Regions from separate parts of the Mus musculus genome. Here region 2 is linked to region 1. The links are chromatin loops, found by intact Hi-C in ENCODE. Cell type or tissue: left cerebral cortex. All regions are shown on one strand. Each heading gives the region's core, and the rest is flanking DNA. Links, peaks and the distances in the headings are about the cores only.

Region 1 (4,393 bases), core at 232-4,231:
TGTGTTAACTGGTCATGCAAGTTCCATTTCTCCCCTTCCTTTCAAACACCCTATACGGGACAGCTCCACCCAAGGCTTCCATATATGGCTGTAGCCACACCAACCCATCCTCATTAACAACCGGGGACCTACTCCTGCCTCACTAACCATACCTCAGCAAATACCCACCACCAGAACAAGCCAAACAAAACTAAATAGATAAACACAACTAAGCTCCTTCCCTTACATTCACACTTCACTTCCAAGTTGTAAAGTTTAAAAAGTTGAATGAAGAAATAAAGAGGAACACCATCATCTGAAATCATCTTTTTTGAAAGCACTTTCAAGCTAGCCTTCAATGATTCTAATTGTCATCCACTTCTTTAACCTATTACTAATAAACAATACGCCTCCCGTTGGGGGCATAATCAGACTGTCCCAGGGGACCCAGCGCCTGCATTAATGAAGCATGTCTGAACAATCCTAAACCCATTATTAATCTCAGGCCACTGGAGCTCTAGGTCAAACACACCTTGACACTACACCCCATTTCAAAGACTTTCACGGTCTAGAGTTCTGTACCTTCTGATCACCTGCCAACTTTCTAGTGGCCCATTTCAGAAAAGGGAGGGAGGGGCGCTCAACTGTCCCGTTACCAAGGTAACTGAAAACCGTCTGACTGCCCAGCCCCCAGAAGACGGTTTTGTTTGTTTGTTTAGGGATTTTGTATTTTGTTTTAGTCTTTTTGTTTTTTACCTTCAAGTCTTTCTTAGTAACGTCGGTGTGGGAAACAGCTCGAATGGTCCCCGACAGCCAGGGCCACTCGGCAACGCGCTCCAAGTCCCAGTTGTCCTGGCCGCCTTCGTTGCCTTCGGCTGCGGACAGACTGAGGAATCGCTTCCCCACCAATACTGGCCAACTTTCTCCGAGCGTGAGCACCATGGTTTCCACGCCAGCAGGAAGGGCTCCTCCCTGCAGAAGGCACAAAAACAAAATGCGATGGGGGGCGGCCGAGGTCGGAGGCGGCCCGAAGAGACGAAGCGCCGACAGGGACCGGTGGAGTGACACCCCCGCAGGTGGACTCCGCGCCCCAAGCTGCCACCCGCGCCTCCCCAACCCCCCAGCACTCCCCCCCGCAAACACCCCCCCGAGTGCCGCGTGACCCTCTCGCCCCAACAACTTTCGCTTTTTCCAAACCTTTCAAAGCTGGACACTGAGAGAGAGAAGGGAGGACTGAGCCGCGGCGCCAGTGCTTTTGCCTAAGTGTTCGTCCCCTCGCCCTGTTAAAGAAAAGGCTCCCTCTTAGTGCCTAGGGCCCGTCTCAGCGACCGATCCCCGCCCCGAGCGGCCTCGGAGCCGCCGTGGACTCGCTCGCGACTCGACACTTGCCGCGCCCCCGCCCCCCGCTTCCGGGCCGCCGACTCGGGCGCACCCCCGCCCGTCCTGAGCCTTGAACCGAGAAGACGCGGCGACCGCCCGCGCGGGTCCTTCACCCTTCTCCCTCTGTCTCCCGCAGCCGAGGCCCGCGGAGCGCTTACCCCGCCTCCCGCCTCCCTGAGTCACCCACGACGGCGGCAACAGAGCCCAGCCGCCCAGCCGACTCTAGCTCTGACTTGGTTCAAGAGCTCTCTCTCACAAGACACGCACAGCCTCCCGGACCCGCCCCCTCGGAGCCGCTGCCACCGATGATTGGTTGAGTCGCGGGGGATAGGCGGGGCAGCCTAGGAAATTCTACGTTCCTATTGGTTATGCTGAAGAGGGCGGGGTGAGGAAAAAAAACAATTCCTTGGCTGCCTCCTCCCTTCCCCCCGCTCTCAGCAACGACTCGAAGCCGATCCCCCATTAAAGCGCGCAGAACGCGGTCGGTAGATCCCTCCGCCGCAGCTCCATTCTTCCATTTGTTGCCTCGCGCTATGCAAAAAAGTCCCGCCGAATCGGTTATCGACTTTGAGGCCAGAAAGAAAATCGCACAGGCTCACAGATAAGACTGAATGGGGAGACCCAGGATCATGAGCGCCTATTGGATTGCACTTGAAGCGCGTAGGCTGTCGAGCGAAGACCGACCTTCCACCAGGCGGAAGAATCTCACGGGAAAGGGGCGGGGGCGGTGCACAGCCTGCGGGGGAGGGACAGCACTGGGACGTGCGGTTTCAGGCGTACGCAGTTAGAGGGGGAGGAGCGACTAGGCTCTGGGGGCTCCTGCGCACGCGCCAGAAGGGGCGGACTCTTGGAGCTTGGGCTGATGGGTGAAATGGCCGCTGGAGGCGCAGGCGCACGTGGTACTGATCATGACTGTCTAGGTCCGCCATTTTGAAGGATAAATGAAGAAAGGCATTGAGTTGCTGGAAAACGATGTTCATTAAATCTAGAGGCAAACCATCTATTCAAAACTATGTGGGATGTAGGTTTTTTAAAAAGAAAATGTAAAGTGGATATAAGATTTTTGAAACAACAAAGAAATTGAGAAAGTAGATGGAGTTGATGATAAAAGTGATAATGAAAGAGGTGACTTTGAAAGACAAAGGAGAGAAAAGATGGTTTTATGGTTTGGACCAGAGGATTCTTGGTTGAATCAAAAAATGAAATGAATAACTGAAGACTTCTTTATGAAGCCTGGTGCTTAATCTAACATCACACTTAATCTTTATTATAAAATGAATGGAAATTTAGTTTTAATAGTGTGAAAATGAGAATTCAGAAAAAATTCAAAATGTATAAGGGAATGCTATACAATGCAAATTAGTACCAGATGTTTATTTTGAAAAATATTTGGTTTGAATGTATGACAACAGAATGTTAAAGATTAAATAATGCTGAAGTTGAATTAAACTGAATTGGATTTATTATATTCAAACCATTAAGAGGTGGGAAATGGAATGAAGGAACCTATCCACTTCATCAAAAGGCAGAAATGGAAACAAGAAAAACAAAAGGAAGAAGAAGAAATTATGGTTAAAAATAAAATGACAGGAATAAGTCCATTTATATTTACAATAAATATAAATGGGTTAATTTTATAAATAAACATGGAGAGGTACTTAGTATTTAAAAAAATTTTTTTGGCATAAGAAAAGTACAGCATAAGAAACTTGAAACTATTAGGGTAAAATTTTTATAAGACTAATCAAAGGAAAGCTACATTGGCATCTTGTACAGTTATACATTATTTAATACGAGGGATATATTCTGATAAAAGGTTGTTAGATGATTTCATTACATTGATAACATAGTGTCCTTACAGAAATTACCAAGTCACTGAGAAAAACTTATGGGATCACCACTGTATATATCACATGTCACTTGCCATAATGTTGTTATATGGTATATGACTAAGAGTAAAAGCATAAAAAGAAGAAATATATTAATAAAGGATTGGGTCTATAAAATACATTATTGAACTATTCAAACTGAAGATATGAACTAAGTTAATAGTACTAAACAAGAAAGTTTTGACAGCTTATAATCACAGTAAATGCTATAAATCCATTTATCTCAGAAATAAGCAGTTTAAATTTTTAAAATGAGAGAATGTGGAGGACTTAGATCACATAACACATAATTTGGAAAATAACAGGCATAAATTCTACTAAAACAAAAGACATTTTTGTTTTAGGCATAAATTCTACTAAAACACACACATGACTTTTCTGTTTTATTCATGATTCCAGAACCAAGAAAAGTTGGAGAGATATCCAGTGTACTTTATGAACTTACAAAGTCCTATTACTAAATCTGAACAACAACAACAAAAAAACAACAAAAAATACTTACATAGATGGAAAGTTCTTTTATTTAGTAGAGTTACTAGAAAACAATCATGGTTTTTGCTGTTAACTATAATCATTATATAAAATAATGGATTTTATTTGAACATTTTCATATGTAATCCATTTTAATAATATTCTTTCCCATATTACCCTCTCTTGTTTTTCATTGCATTCCTGATAGCCAGAGATGCCAGAAACATTAAAAGGACATTGAATGTTCATGAGCTTAAAACTTTTATAAGCTTCCTAGAAACCAGTGTGTGAGTATGTATATGAGTATGTGCCTGTGTGTATCTTGAGAAAACTGCTAACAAATATGGACTGGAAGAAAGGATAAGATCACTTATTTTAGTAGTCACATCCAGTGGATGTGGGAAGAAAAATGGAAATAATTTAAATGTACTTCAATTGGAAAATAAATAAATGAATAAAAAGAACAAGGCACGATGGCTCCTTTACCCACTGATCTCTGCACTTGGAAAGTGGAGGCAGGAGAATCAAGAATTCAGGACTAGCCTCAGGTATATAGGAGTTTAAAGCAGGTGAGGGTTATCTGCGACTCTGAAAAATTAACATCAAAAAAAGGAAAAGAAAAGATAGATAAAAGGAATAAATGGAATGTGACATATATTGAAGTTTCAGAGTAC
Region 2 (4,393 bases), core at 303-4,302, 140 kb after region 1:
CACTGCCACCTGAATCTTCACTGTACTATGCTCTGTTGGTCTGCCTAGTGAAGGCCCAAGGAATGAACCAAAAGGTCCAGAAACAGGAAACTTTTTATTGTTGCTTTTTAAAGGTATTAGGAGTGTATTTGCGTGTGAGAGAGTATACGAATGTGTCTGCACTCGTTATAGGCATATGTGAAGAAGGAGTGTCAGATTCTCCAGAGATGGAGGTGTAAGCATTTGTGAGTCTCCCAGCATGGTGCTGGGAGCCAAACTCCGGTCCTCTGGGGAGCAAGGGACATCTTTTCAGACTTCTTGCTGAAGCTTTTAAAAGCTGCATCAGTGTGGGTGGATGGATTATGCTAAAAAGATTCTAAAAAAAAACAAGTGATCTATATAGCAAATGGTTCAGGGAATCAAGGTAGGCTGGGCAGTCCAGAGGGGCCCCTGGGAAGGTCAAATAGACATATGTATTTCCTAAATGCTAATGCTGTAGCCTGGGACAGAGGCTCTTAGTTGGCTGTGCAGTGAGAATGTGGTTACTCAGATCTAAATGACGGTTTCCTGCTATCTACAAAGTGCATACAGATCATCCACTCCTGAGTACCCGGACCATAGCCTCACTGGTGTGCATACAGAGAGAAGCACATACAGGGAGGTTTGCTGGAAGCTTGGCTTATGATGGATGCTTGTCATCAATCTCTTTCCCCGGGAGATGCTTACACATGTATAGGAAGCTATGAAAGAGACGGGAGCTTTCCATGTTCTGGTATGAGATGGTCCCCAATGTATACTGTTGATTCTGGGCAGATTAGGGAAAGCAAGGTGTCGGGGGTATAGAGAACAGAGAATGCCACCAACAGGCAGTTAAGGGAATCACAGGTACCCACCTGATTGAATAGGCCTAGCCCAATAAAGATTAAGAAGAGAGTCTAGAGGGCCTGGGTGGGAGGGAAGCTCTGTATGCTCTCGGATTCTTTAGCATTTCTTAACTATGCGCATGCATGACCTACTTTTTAAAAATTTCTTTTACACAATAACTAGGAGAGCTCTAGTGTGATTGATGGCTGTCCTTGGGACTGTCTGTGTTTCTTAGGCTGGTATGTGAACTTGCTGGATTCAGTAGCTTTCCCCTTGGACTGGCTAATAATTTGTCTTCAAAACAAAAGTTCCTCCATTCTTAATGAGCGCTGTGTCCCACTCTGGGGGTGGGGAGCATCGATCACGCCTCCCCTCTTTCAGCCCTGGTCTTTTGTAGCTGTGAAAGATGAACCGACTTTGCCGGGGAAGAACCCCACCCTCACCCCAGTTACTGGTGAATATTCAGGAAGAGCCTGCTAAAGCCAGAAAGCAGAGGGGCTTTGGTGAGGTGGGCCGCTGTCTGAGGAGAGGGAGCTGTATGAGTTTGGAAGGGCTCTGAAATGACTCGCTAGGGGTTGCTTTCATTTTTAGCTTCTTTCATCTGGGAAGGATGCCTGGGAAAGACTTACTTTTTGGTCCCTCAGACTAGCGTAAGAGACCCTTTTACCCACCGCATCTTATTTTAAGTAAGGATGTCTGGGGTTTGTTTTAAGTAGGTGTGGTCAGACTTGAGGACCTGAAAATGGCTGGCAGGAGGGAGATGTTTGTCCACATCAAAGATCCCTAGTAATAGGAAGTGCAGCACCACACAAGGCCACTAGGGGAGGTACCAGGATGGTTCTGGAGGCAGAGGCTTGCTGTCAGCATGGTTCCGTGAGAAGGATTTGGGTTCGCTATTGTAAGTGGTTCTGAGAGATAGGAGCATCTCTGGCTATCTGGTCCTGGTATGGGGAAATGCAAGCATATGCACAGTGGCTGAGAGTGTGAGATCCTGCAGGCTCTAGACTATTGACCTGCATGTAAAAGCTAAAGGTCTTTGAGCATAGACCTTTTCCTTACTCACCAGCCCTTTCTCATTTCCAGGGTCGGGAGGGTGCTAGAGAGAAGGCTCAGCAGTTAAGAGTGCTTGCTCCTCTCGCAGAGGACTAGAATTAGGTTCCCAACACTCATGTTAGGTGGCTCACAATCTCCTGTAACTATAACTTCAGAGGGATCTGACGCCCTCTTGTGGCCTCCAGAGTCACTGCACTCACATGCATAAACCTACACATAGATACACATACACACAATTTAAAAGTAAAATATTAGAAAAAAAAAGTAAGAAAGTTCAGAAGGAGCCTGTGCTAGTACTGGGAGCTCTTTCTTGGCTAGATCTAGGAAGTGGCTTACCCTGGCGAGGACACTTCCTCCAGAGTCAACAAAGCCTCGAGATGCTGTCAATGCAATTGTGCAGGTTATTCACAGCACCAGCTAGAGACTGGAGAGGTGGGGTTGAAATCTGGGTTAAACTCTGCTTACCACACCATGGCCCCAGTGATCTGCATCAACCTGAGGGGCTTGGCTTTTCCATTTTTTCAAAGACTTGATGTAGAGTAGAAGAGACACACCAGGACACTTGTCTCAGGTTGATGTTATTTTATCAGTCAATCTCTAACTGGACCCCTAAATTCAAGGACATCTGACTATTTCTCCCCCTTCCCCTCCCCTCCCCCTCTTCCTCCCCTCATATCTCCATCCTCTTTCTCTGTGTCTTGCTGTTTCTGAAGGAGGGTGTGTGTGTGTGTGTGTGTGTGTGTGTGTGTGTTGGTGTTTCTGTAGGTACACATCCATGTATTTATATACCAGAAAACAGCTTCAGATGTGGTTCCTGAGGCACATAGACTTTTTTGTTTTGTTTTGTTTTGTTTTGTTTTTAAGACAGGGTCTCAACGGCCTGTGACTCGAGTAGACTAAAGTGGCTGGCCAGTATCCTAGGGATCCGCCTGTCTCTGCCTCTCTACTGCTAGGATTACAAGTACACGCTACACCATCTGGCTTTTTTTTTTCTTTGTGACATCTGTGGATCACGCTCAGCTCATCACACTTGCAAAAGCAAGCGTTTTCCCAGCTCCACTCCCTCTTCAGCCCAAGCTGCCAGAATCTTGTCTCTGTCTGGAAGCTCCAGTATTGCAGGGAGTCTCTGCCACTCCTCCAACCCCCACCTTATATAAGATGGCACAGATAGGTGCAGTGGGGGCCAGTGTTTGTAGGACAAATGGATGAATGGGCCTGAGGGTGTGTGGGAGTCCAGCATGTATGTTATCCCTCACTCTTCTTTCTTTTGGCACACACAAAAAAGATTAAGATCTCTGCCTGACATTGAGTAGAGGAAGCAGGACTCCTTGGTAGGAGTTGGACTCCTCTCCCTGCCTTTATTGAAACAAGAAAGAGGTGCCTGGCCATTGTGGAGACACTGCCAGCTTCACCCTGCTGTAATTCCCCCTGGCCTGGCCTGGCCTGGCCTCTGTGTCTCCTGGCCACAAACAGTGAAGGCTGAATGACCAGTGCCCAGACACAGACTTGACCTTCTGAGTCTACAAGCTGCAGCTGGATCAACGTGCCAACCCCAGTTAGCATAGCCCTGCAGAAGCTGTTAGCTGCTGCCAGGCAAGGCCATGCTGTAACTGCTGAAGTGAGCCTGCCTTCCTGCTTCTCTTGAGAAACAGAATCAAAACGAAACACGAGTTGGCTTTTAGGGCGAGGTCTCAAGTGTGTAGAAGTGCACGTGTGTGCACATGCCTTCCGCAGGTGGAGGATGAGGACTCTGGGAACCTGGCCATACCTGTATGAGATGGGGGCATCCATGCCAACCCCGGTCTTTTTTTTTTTTTTAACAGGCTTTAAACAGTGCTGTGGAGAACCTAATGGAAGGTATATTTTCTTATTTTTCCAGGTTTCCATTCTATTATGAACTAAAAATAGCGTTTGTAGCCTGGCTGCTGTCTCCCTATACAAAAGGATCCAGCCTCCTGTACAGGAAGTTTGTTCATCCCACATTGTCTTCAAAAGAAAAGGTAACTGATGCTGCTTCTAGCAAGGGAAAAAATCAAAGCCCTGTGTAGAAAGGGTTGTTCTGTTGCAGGAGACCCCTTGTGGTTCTTCTTTATTTCAACGGGTAAGTGGTTTCCTTTAATAGTGATATATATATACTTCTGTAGTGAGACTTCTGCAATTTTAGTTTCTTTTATTCTTTTAAAAGCACAGGAATAGGGCTGGAGAGATGGCTCAGTGGTTAAGAGGTCCTGAGTTCAATTCCCAGCAACAGCATCCAATGCCCTCTTCTGGTGTGTTTGAAAACAGTTACAGTGTACTCATATACATTAAACAGGCAAACACAGAAATATTATGAGAATCTGTTTCCATTTTAATCCCCTGCAGGTAGTGTTTTTGATTGTGTGATGCTTCCAATCCTGTGAAGTTTTCAGAAGGTATATAAATGCTAGGGCCCCAAGAGATGGAGTTGGTGGTCGGTGGTCATTCAGGGGGATGTTGGATGTTTGTTAGTAGTCAT

The links. Peaks named below come from ENCODE experiments on the same cell type or tissue, not always from the same donor. Only the 100,000 strongest peaks of a DNase experiment are listed, where the experiment ranks them.
Region 2: it touches region 1 in a loop (5-fold over the local background); 2 of 42 quality-filtered maps call a loop at or near these places.

The regions. Positions count from the first base shown.
Region 1 is chr6:71,631,321-71,635,713 of GRCm38, forward strand. Kdm3a (lysine (K)-specific demethylase 3A) reads right to left here and starts at 1,597. Exons shown (of 27, transcript NM_001038695.3): 1 at 1,518-1,597; 2 at 1,177-1,259; 3 at 736-951. The coding sequence starts at 921. In left cerebral cortex, for the core only: a CTCF peak has its summit at 2,224; DNase peaks (open chromatin) are centred at 961, 1,697 and 2,172; H3K4me3 peaks cover 2,284 bases; H3K27ac peaks cover 2,180 bases.
Region 2 is chr6:71,769,413-71,773,805 of GRCm38, forward strand. Reep1 (receptor accessory protein 1) reads left to right here. Exons shown (of 7, transcript NM_178608.4): 4 at 3,776-3,896. Among named protein-coding and RNA genes, the nearest start is that of Mrpl35, 52 kb to the right of the region's middle. In left cerebral cortex, for the core only: CTCF peaks have their summits at 842, 1,043, 2,078 (motif pointing left) and 2,980; DNase peaks (open chromatin) are centred at 691, 2,979 and 3,465; H3K27ac peaks cover 1,828 bases.